2 separate regions of the Homo sapiens genome follow, and region 1 is linked to region 2. The links are chromatin loops, found by intact Hi-C in ENCODE. Cell type or tissue: ascending aorta. All regions are shown on one strand. Each heading gives the region's core, and the rest is flanking DNA. Links, peaks and the distances in the headings are about the cores only.

The links. Peaks named below come from ENCODE experiments on the same cell type or tissue, not always from the same donor. Only the 100,000 strongest peaks of a DNase experiment are listed, where the experiment ranks them.
Region 1: a loop joins it to region 2, with 6 times the contacts of the local background. A loop is called at or near these places in 2 of 110 quality-filtered maps.

The regions. Positions count from the first base shown.
Region 1 is chr22:30,946,596-30,951,967 of GRCh38, reverse strand. It overlaps MORC2 (MORC family CW-type zinc finger 2), which reads left to right. Exons shown (of 26, transcript NM_001303256.3): 4 at 1,523-1,591; 5 at 2,126-2,216. Among named protein-coding and RNA genes, the nearest start is that of MORC2, 19 kb to the left of the region's middle. In ascending aorta, for the core only: CTCF peaks have their summits at 3,982 (motif pointing left) and 4,595; DNase peaks (open chromatin) are centred at 2,649, 2,974 and 4,657; H3K4me3 peaks cover 774 bases; H3K27ac peaks cover 5,000 bases.
Region 2 is chr22:31,053,092-31,058,463 of GRCh38, reverse strand. No RefSeq gene overlaps it. Among named protein-coding and RNA genes, the nearest start is that of SMTN, 26 kb to the left of the region's middle. In ascending aorta, for the core only: no CTCF peak of the experiment used is centred there; a DNase peak (open chromatin) is centred at 2,693; H3K27ac peaks cover 4,384 bases.

The sequences.
Region 1 (5,372 bases), core at 121-5,120, 110 kb after region 2:
AAAATCTCTGTGGTTTATAGCCTTACAGAAGCTACTCTGGAGGCTGAGGCAGGAGAATCGCTTGAACCTGGGAGGCAGAGGTTGCAGTGAGCCGAGATCACGCCGTTGCACTCCAGCCTGGGCGACAGAGTGAGACTCCATTTCAAAAAAAAAAAAAATAGCATTTTAATTTACATTAATAAGTCTATTTGACAGAGGGCAGTCCCTACTCACTTGAATTTTTAGCCTGAAGAAAGGACAAAGAGCATTTAAAACAGATTTCTCAGCTTAGATAGTTGTACAAAATTGGTTAACTGAAGCTTGGGGGAGATTCCGAAATCATCAGGGACCAGGCTGCAGAGCAGCCTTGGGCTTGCCCTTGTAATACCTTACACAGACCTCTTTCCTCTTAGAAATGCTACCTTTATCCCTGTGCCAGTCAGTAGACTGAATAGCATCTATATGGGAAGTTGGCTTGCTTGGCTTGTGTGGGTCTCCTCCCTATACCTCTGCCTTACATCCTTCTCTTCTTTGTGTCTACCAACTTCCTTGATTCCAAGGCTGGTTTCTCTTTTGCTCACCTAGTCCTCATCATTGGGTCAAAAGGCACCTTGGAAGCTAGTATAGCCTGTTTCCATATTTGGGAATCGCTTCTCCATTGACCATGACATGCTTGGACCCAGACCACTTTCAGTTAACCACTTTCTGCTGCAGAAGACAACTGCTGAGAGAAGACGTTCTTTTCACTAGAATGGCAGCCGTAGTTTGTTGTGTTCCTTTTCTGTTGGCCAGGAAACCCCACCACAGCTGCTGTGCATCTTATTGTCAAAGGACCATTCCTTCTTCCCATCAGGCAGGTCCAGCTAGGAACAAGGCACCTCCACGTTGTACCATGTGCCTTCTCACTGTTGGGATGGGGAGCCCTTTCAAGGACCATAGCTAGCAGGGGATATGACAGTAAATGCAGATAGCCCAGAATGCCAGTCAGCCTAGGGATGGTCATGTATAGACACAGTACTTCATCTTTTAGATAGCAGCTTCCACTGCTGTGCCCATACCATGTCTGGTTTCATCACTTTGAAGGATACCCCAGACTTAATTCACAAAGGAGGCATCCTGTTGAGTTTGAGCAGTATTGATAAAGTACAGTGTGTGGTAGTTGGAGTACTTTAGTGCTTGGGGTCTATGGCATAGGGCAGAAGTGATAGTAATCCAGGTGGAGTGAGCAGAAGGATAGGATGATTGAGATATGTGTGAGGTATGTGCATATTCAGTGGTAGTGGGTATGATTAGATGCTGGACCAGATATTCCTGCCTTCAAAGGTTCTCCCAAGCTTTGTCATGATCTAGAAAACATTGGAGAACCTTGGATGGGAATTTGCAACCTCAAGGACCCTGAAGTTTAATTCACACCAGCGTAGAAAGTTTAGGCTTGACCTGACCTTTTTGGACCAAGCTTCACATTGATCTGCCTTCTGATCATAGGCATGTTGCCACCCTGTGGTGGGTAACGGCCCAGTAATGGCAGCTGCTTCTTTTACAGAAAGACGAGAGGACCTTCGAGGAGGATTTATGCTTTGCTTTTTGGATGATGGAGCAGGAATGGATCCAAGTAAGTGATGAGATTATTGTTTTGGGGGGTGGGGGGGTGCGATGTAACCATTTTTACAAAATACTTATTGTGTGAACTTGTTTTTCTGTTGCCTCCAATGTTATGTCTAGAAGATCCACCTGGGGAGTAAGAAGTCTGTTGCAACATCTCAGGCTTAATTCTACTAATGTATTTGCCAGGTCTTGTCCTAACATGGGAGATAGGATCTGAAAGGCAATCTTAAGTCAATCAGATTACCTGTCTCTTGGCGTTGTATTTATCAGCTTGCACAACATTCTCGAGCTGGACCTACAGATGCCTCTGCTAGCTGTCTTACCACATTCTGGGAATAGAACATAGGTCACAGTGATAGAGGTACCAACAGGCCAGGCAAAGCTGTGCCTCCATGTGCTTCATGGTGGTGAATTTCCTTGGAGAGAGGTTTTCAGCAGATACACACCCCTGCTTGGATTTAACAAGGCTCAGACCTTTGACTTTGAGGACCCTGGGAAAGAAATGCAAACTTTTCACTTTCTCTTGTGTCTGCCCTTTCAGGTGATGCTGCCAGTGTGATCCAGTTTGGGAAGTCGGCCAAGCGAACACCTGAGTCTACTCAGATTGGGCAGTACGGGAATGGGTTAAAATCGTAGGTATATTAGAAGCTTGTCACAGGGCTCAAACAAAATCCAGCAATGCTGTCCTGCTTCTCTTGGATGAAAACTTTCCTTCTCCTTGTCCCTCTATTGACTATAATTCTGGAACTGGAAGAAGTCAGAAAGTGGTGGTTTCTGGAGTAGCTTACCAGCTGTTCCCAGCTGAATTTACTCCACAGATTGAAAAGTATGAACATCCAAAAACAGGGCAGGAGAGGCTGTACGTTTCTCTTGGCACAGTGCTCTAGAACTGCACCTCTCCTGTTGAAAATTCTTATTTTTACCCTGTAGTCAAGGATGTGAGTGATTCTCTTGTGGTGTTGGGATGTATCTGAGATGATGAAGGGGTCACCTTACTGTGCAGCAGTGTTCCCTGAGCACCTGCTGCATGTCATGCTTTGTGCCAGGCACTGGGGATCCAGGGTAAGGAAGAGAGATGTGAGCCCTCCGTCCCAGAGGATGCTGAATGTACTGCAAGGCCCTTATAGCAGGGACCTACCTAATGTCTTCAAATCCCATGGGACTTTTTCTTAGCCTTAGTTCCCAGTTGGTTAGTGTTTGGAATGTGTTGTTCTGGTTTTGAGTGAAGCCCCAAGAGAAAGGTTTCTATTTCTGAAATGCTCACTTCCAGCTGTACATACCTTTGGATGGAATAAGATTTAGTGGAATTGGAGTTTGTGCAAATGGAATTGTGAGTCACGTTTCCAGTCTTGTCGTGGAAATGTGTTGTTTTGTTTGAGGGAGGGTGGTGGTTTGATCAGTCAGCAGCATCAGTTGGGCCTTGTGTGCAGTTGTGCTTTGGGTGTATGGAGAAGAAAGAGAGTACTTCCGAAGAAATCAGGACCTGGTATCCGGACTTTGTGATTTGTCTTTCAGGGCAGGAACCAAATGGTAATAACAGACACTTACCATGTGCCAGGCACACGAATAATCTCATTTAATCCTCATGATAGCCCTGTGAGGTTGTAGGTACTATTATTTTCAGATGAAGAAATTGAGGTTTATAAGGGTGAAGTTACTTTCCCAAAGGCATTAAAAATGCCTATGTGTAGAGCGCTAGGGTAGGAACCAGGTCTTTCTGACTGCAAAATGGAGCTGCTGTGCATTTCACTTAAATGACAAGCTAAGGTTCAAATCTCACTTCCGCTACTACGTCTCTAAGCCTCAGCTTCCTCCTTTGTAAATTGAGATGATAATGCATACCAAGTAGGTTAAGAATTACATGCTATCATTGCTGTGAGAGCCTGGTTTCTGCCTTTATTTCTCCTCCTTTGATGTTTCCATGGCAGATTGCTGGCCTGATTCAGTGGATCTGGGTAGGGGCTAGGAATGTGTTTTTCACAGATGAAATGAATCACCTGTAATCATATGATTCTAATGCAGGTTATCTAAATCCCCCAAAACTGAAGTCTCCTAGAATCAGGGGAAGCCCTGACTTTTCATCTAGATTGTAGATCAGCCTCCTCCTACCTGGTTCTGTCAGTTCTGTGGCCTCAGGCAAGCCATTTCACCTCTCTGAATGTCTGTTTCTTAATGGCCTCAGGCAAGCCATTTCACCTCCCTGAATGTCTGTTTCTTACTCTAGAAAATGGGGTTCTAATCTCTGACATTTATAGAGTGAGGTTCAGAAGCAAATGAAATGTGACTCTGAAAGTGGTTAGCAGACTGGGAAGGAAAGCGTATAGAAGTTGAGAGTGTTATTAGCGTATTTCAGTGGAAGACTTTTGTGAAGGTCCCATTGAGATGGAGCCATCTAGTGTTCAGAGTAGACAGTAAAATCATCTTGAAACCAATTCAGAAGTTGAATAAGTTTCAGGAGAAGGTGATTTGTGGGGAGAATAGGGCTGAGAAGCAAGGAAGCCAGTTAGAGAAGTGATATTTGGGGCTTTTGCTATTCAAAGGCTAAAGTCAGAATCAAAGACAGAAGGAAGATAGAGGCACAAAGTGAGAGTTTTTGCCAAATTAGGGCAAGGGCATGCTTTGACAGAAGGCAAGATAACGTGCCTTACTTGCTCCCCATACGCTTTAGGGAAGGAGGAGGAGGTGGTGTGTGAAATTTTCAGGGCAAGGAGCATTGCCAGCACTTTGGGTACTGGAGGAGGAGAACGAGGACTTGGCAGCCCCCAGGGTATCTTTGAATAGTGTCCTGGGAGTTTTCCTGAGTGTTTGGGGAAATGGGGCATGACATTCATTTGTGTGCTTGGCATGCCAGTCTGGTTTGTATTGGTACACAGAAGAGAGTAATGAGGCTTTCCACCTCCATCATCTCCCTGGGGTGTTATAAAGACTAATGAGATAATAGCCATAAAGCTCCAGAAGCTGCTGGAAGAAAGGAGCTGAACAGCCCCATTGTTCAGAGGGCGGTCCCCCTGCTGGTGCTTCACACTTCTGCCCTGCCCTGCGTTGCCTGGAAAGGCCTGTCCCTGCCTGCTTCTTAGCCAGCTTAATGTGGCCAAACAGAGGAAGGAAGCAGTTGAATCCATTCAGACTTTTGCCTTTTGGAAATCAGCCTCAAGGCACAGTTCCCAGAAACCAGTTGCATCCAAAAGCAGGGAGCTGCCTGTGTCATAATGAGCTTGAGGTGGCAAAACACTTCTGGGACAGGAGATAGCTCCAGTTATTGGACATGAGCTAATTACAGGCATCCTTGAATCCTGTGGTCAAGAATTATATTTTATTAGCCCCTCTGTATTACTGCGCCTTGGGTTCATACTGATGTTTTCTCGGGCTTGTGAGTATAGGCACTGGGCTTTTCACTTAACAGTGCTGCTGCCGTTTCGTCAATGGAGGGGAGTTTGTGTCAGCTGAGGAAGGACACGGTGGGAACTGGGGGTGGTCAGCATGGAAGATGACGTGTTGAGGGTACCAGCTACTAAAGTCTGATGGTGGTACAGTCAGAGGGCACAGCACCTCTCATGCGTCTGGGATGAACCAAGAGCTCAAAGACAGCAGGGTTACTCTTCAGCGTTGTGGGGGGAGTGAGACTAACCTGGGGCTGGTGGTCTGCCGTGAGCCCGCCCTAGAAGGGTGGTGAGAGAACCCTGTATGGTGTGGTTGAGAACGTTGTAAGTAAAGACTAAGGAGTTACAGGCCTGTGGAAAAGCAGAGGAAGGAGTGTTGGGGGATGGAGAGGGAACGAGGGCTGTGGA
Region 2 (5,372 bases), core at 247-5,246:
ACCATGCTGAGGGGCAGGCCCTGGAGGAGGACACGGACCATTTCTCCTTCAGCTCTTGGCTTCCTTGGTGGGAAGTGGATTAATTCTTTCTCTTGTCTCCCTCCTAACCAAGCCTTTGAGGGTGCCCAGCTCAGAGTCTACAAAGTCCTTTTCAAGGTTTCCAGAGCCCTCCTCTCAGCCCTGTAGGGGATTCAGGGCGGGGGGACCTTCCCCATGGTTCAGATGGGAGAATTGAGGCCTCTGTACTGCCCACAGTCACATGCCATATTAGGGGCCTGGAATCTCATGCTTCAAGAAACTGAGCATGGAACTGGCTGCTAGATATTTCCTGTAGGTGTGGTATGAAGCGCTTAGAGTCTGACAGGTCCTAGCTCTGCCACTTACAAGTTATGCAGTCTTAGAGGAATCACTTCACCCCTCTGAACCGCAGACTTCTCCCCTGAATAGTGAGGACAGTGCTAGTACCTATTTGAGAGATGTTGGGAGGATGAAATGAAAGAATGCTTGTGAAGCACTTAGCGTAGTACCTGGAACATAGTGAGTGCTCCAACAATGAGGTTATGATGGTACGAAGTACCTAAAACAGAACATCAGACTGGTAGGAGTATCCATGCTGAGGGTAATATTAGCTAATGTTTCTCTTTTTTTGAGACAGAATCTCGCTCTGTCACCCAGGCTGGAGTGCAATGGCCTGATCTCGGCTCACTTCAACCTCCACTTCCCAGGTTCAAGCAATTCTCCTGCCTCAGCCTCCCATGTAGCTGGGATTACAGGCACAAGCCACTATGCCCAGCTAATTTTTGTATTTTTAGTAGAGACAGGGTTTCACTGTGTTGGCCAGGCTGGTCTCCAACTCCTGGCCTCAAGTGATCCGCCCTCCTTGGCCTCCCAAATTGTTAGGATTACAGGCGTGAGCCACCATGCCTGGCCAGCTAATGTCTTTTTTATTGCTACTATGTACCAGACACAGTCATCTGGACAATATCCCTCTAACTTAGTGCCATTTTACAGATGTGATAACTAAGGCTTGAAATTGACTTGCCCTAGCTCCTTGCCCAGCAAGAGGAAGAGTCTGGGCCTGAACCTGAGTCTAAGTCCATGATCTCAGGAGCTCTGATCCACTGTCTTGGATTCTCCAACTCCATTATGTTGAAGCCAAGAGAGGAAAAGGGAGTTTCTCAGGGCACCATGGAAGGTGGGGGTAGGGCAGACCACACTGGGGAGGAATTTTTTCTTCCTGGCAGCTCTTCATGGGTCTGGATAATTCTCCAGCTTTAGGATTAAGGCAGAGCCTGACTAGCACATTCATAGTCCTCTGGAAGGATCCAGGGATCTGGCTTTTAGTCTCAGGCCAGCTAGCAGATTCCATTTCCACTCCCCCGACCCGAGCTTTAATGACACCTTCAGCCCCTACTCTACTCTGTGACTGCCCGTTCCCCACCCCCAGCTTTAATGCATGGGGGCCCCCTTTTTTAATCGGCTGAACCTTTAGCCAAAGAAAACTCTTTGGTGCCCGCAAAACCAGCCAGCTGCCCTGGAATGTTGGAGGGGGGTCATCAAGCTGTTTGTGAGCTGCTGGCAGAGAAAGGTGAACAGCTACCTTTTTGGGGGGAAAGTCAGAACATCATCTGTGGGAAAAGATCTAGGGCAGACCAGCTCAGAGGCTTGGGCCTCAGTTTCCCATATTCACCACCATGGCATGTATGGGGGATGAATAACTTCAGCTAAAGATTCAAGAACTATTGTTTGGGTGCTTGCTACATGCCAGGTACTGCACTGGCTGCTGCAGACACATCGGGGACAGAGTTAAGCCCTGTCCTTGGGGGCTGACATTCTAGCAGAAGGCAGTCGCTCAGTAAGTTTCCCAACAGGCTAGAGGCAGGTGCCTCAGGCCCATAAGACCTGATCAACACACTTGTGGCTGGATAGGTTTCAGAATTCATTTTTGTTTTTTTCAGCCAGGGTCTCGGTCTGTTATTCAGGCTGGAGTGCAGTGGCACAGTCATGGCTCACTGCAACCTCAAACTCCTGGGCTCAAGTGATCCTCCCGCCTCGGCCTCCCAAAGTGCTGGGATTACAGGCATGAGCCACTGCTCCCAGCCTCAGAATTCAGGATTTTTTTAGATTTTAAAAGGTAATCCAGTGGGGTCTGGATCCATCCATCTCCAATGAAACATACGAATATTTCTGTAGCTAGAAGTGTGAGTATTGACTCTAAGTGAAATGAACAGATTGCACACCCTCAGTCAATCCAGGTCAGATATTGCTCCTGAATGAGTTTTCACTAAGTGTGCAGAAAAGCCTCTGGCTGTCTGAATTTTCTGAACTTGGAGCTGTAGGTATGAGATTGAGGGCCTGATTCCTCTTCCCATTGTACAGATAAGAAAACTGAGACTCGGGACCAGAGAGTCACCTACCCAAGGCTCCTGAGCGAGCAAAACCTGCAGGTGGGTGGGAATGCAGGTCTACTGTGGCTCCAGATTGACGGCTTGCCACTAACAGGGACTGTGCCTCAGAGAGAAGCAGGGACGGGTGGAGAAGGCTCCTTGACCAAACCTTAGCGGCCCAGCAGCCAGTTCTGCCAGGAAGGAGTTAAACACTAGCTGGGCCCCTGCCAGGCCTCTGCACCACGGCTCCTCACAGGGCCTGCCTGTCTGGGGCCTGTTTACCAGGCTGTGCTTGCATCACCGGCTCTGGCTCCGACGTGCAGTGCAAACACATTCACATTCTTGGGTCATGAGAAACGCACAATTGTGGTGACATCATGCCCAGCGAGGAGGCTTTCGACAGCCTCTTTCCCGCCCCAAGTCAAAGCTGTTTAATTAGCTCCCTTTAACTGGAACTCTCTCTTCTCGTAAAAACCAACTGGAGATACTGACCAAGTGCGGGTGATGGGGATTGGAGTGTTGTGTGTTTCTGTGTGTGTGTGTTTTAAGGGATAAAAATAGCCCATCTGGGACTCCTTTTGGGGTATTTGTGAGTGTTAATGCACGAGTGTTTATATTAAATCTATGTCACACTGGACATTTTCATCCAAATTTGGGGCTTGGAGATGGAACAAGGGAAACCACCCACATCTTTTGGTTCCCTCTAGTTTTTCCTTTTGGGAGGGAGACACATGGTCCAAGTAAAAGGGCCCTGGGAGACAATTTAGATCAATCCCTCATTATACAGCCAAGGAAAAGGAGGCCCAGAGAGGGGAGGGCCTTGCCTGAGGTCACGCAGTGAGGCTCCCAGTTCCCATACCCCTGGGATGTATCTTGTGGCACGCCCCTCAGCCCCCATTTCAGCTTTATGAGCTGTTTTTCAGGGTGTTGGAAAGAGAAGTGCTCCTGGCTAGAGCTTCCTGGCTATGTTTTGAGATGAAGAGTGAACATACCAGCTTGGGCAACATAGGGAGACCCCGTCTCTACAAAAATTTTGTAAACATTAGCTGGGCATGGTAGTGCGTGCCCATGGTCCCGGCTACTCAGGAGGCTGAGGTAGGAAGATCACCTGAGTTTGCGAGGTTGACGCTGCAGTGAGCTGTGATTGGTTATTGCACTCCAGCCTGGGAGACAGAGTGAGATCCCATCTCCAAAAAAAAAAAAAAAAAAAAATGTGGGGCGGTGGGGCCAAGCACAGTGGCTCACACGAGTAATCCCAGCTCTTTGGGAGGCTGAGGCAGGCGGATCACTTGAGGTCAGGAGTTTGAGACCAGCCTGGCAGCCTGGCCAACATGGTGAAACCCCATCTCTATTAAAAATACAAAAATTAGCTGGATGTGGTGGCGGGCCCCTGTAATCCCAGCTACTCAGGAGGCTGAGGCAGGGGAATTGCTTGAACTCTGGAGGTAGAGGTTGCCGTGAGCCGAGATGGCGCCACTGCACTCCAGCCTGGGTGACAGAGCAAGACAGTCTCAAAAGAAAAAAACTGTGGATACCTTTTTTTGTGGTGGTGGTGGTGGTGGCTTCCACATGTGGTGTTGGGGTGGCAGCAGTGAATAATAAAACAAGAGACCTCAGCCTCCCCAATCTCCTGTCTTTCTTTTTTTGAGACAGGGTATTGCTCTGTTGCTCAGGCTGGAGTGCAGTGCTGTGATCACAGCCCACTGCAGCCTTGACCTCCCAGGCTCAGGTGATGCTCCCACCTCAGCCTCCAGAGTAGCTGGGACTATAGGCATGTGCCATCACACTCAGCTAGTTTTTGTGGTTTTAGTTCAGACAGGGTTTTGCCACATTGCCCAGGCTGGTCTCGAACTCCTGGACTCAAGTGATCTGCCCATCTCGGCCTCCCAAAGTGTTGGGATTACAGGCCTGAGCAACTGTGCCTGGCCACCTCCTCTTTTTCTGTCCCAACGACTTGCCTCTCCCCCGCAGATCACCCCAGGTCTTCTTTTGTTTCTCTTTCCAAAGAAGTCCCAGTCCTTGCTGACTTCCTGCGATGGCCACTGAAGCTTGTTTCTCACTTAGGGATACTAAATTGAGCCAATATAAATGTAGGACACCCAGTTGAATTTGAGTTCAGATAAACAACGTTTTAGTTTATGTCCCACGGAATATCAGGATATACATTTATCGAGCAACCCTATTTTCTTCCTCCTGCATCATCCTGGCTGTGGCAGATACTCTTGACTGCCTCCCCATTAACCTTCCTTCTACTTCCTTGATAACTGAGCCCTGATTTCTGTCTGTGGTGGCAGTGTGTCCCAGTTGGCGAACTGTGATTGGTCTAGGCTAGTCATGACAATCCTGTTCTCTGTTGTTTTCCCTGACTCCCTTGTAGTGAGAAATGATCTGATGGTTATTATTATTATTATTTTTTTTAGAGACAGGGTCTCACTCTGTTGCCCAGGCTGGAGTGCAGTGACGTGATCATAGCTCATGGCAGCCTTGAACTTGTGGCTGAGATCCTCCCATCTCAGCCTCCCCAGTAGCTGAGACAACAGGTGCATGTCACCACACCTGGCTAATTTTTTAAAAAATTTGTAGAGATGGGATCTCACTATGTTGCCCAGGCTGGTCTCAAATTCCTAGCCTCAAGTAATCCCCCTGCCTTGGCCTCTCAAAGTGCTAGGATTACAGGCATGAGCCACTGGGCCCAGCAGATCTGATGGTTTTAAGATATGCCTGCAAGTTCCTTGACATCTCTCCTTTCAGAAGGTGGAGACTCATCCCTTCCCCTTGAAAGTAGGCTGGACTTAGTGATTCATTTCAAAGAGTGATTTCTGAGGGCAGCTCATAAAAACCATTGTTGCTTCTGCCTTGCTCTCTTAAATTACTCATTCTAGCGGAAGCCTGCTGCCATGTTGTGAGGACACCCAGTAGCCCTATGGAGAGGCCTGCATGGGGAGAACCTAAGTCCTCCCATCAACAGCTAGCCCCAGCTTGCCA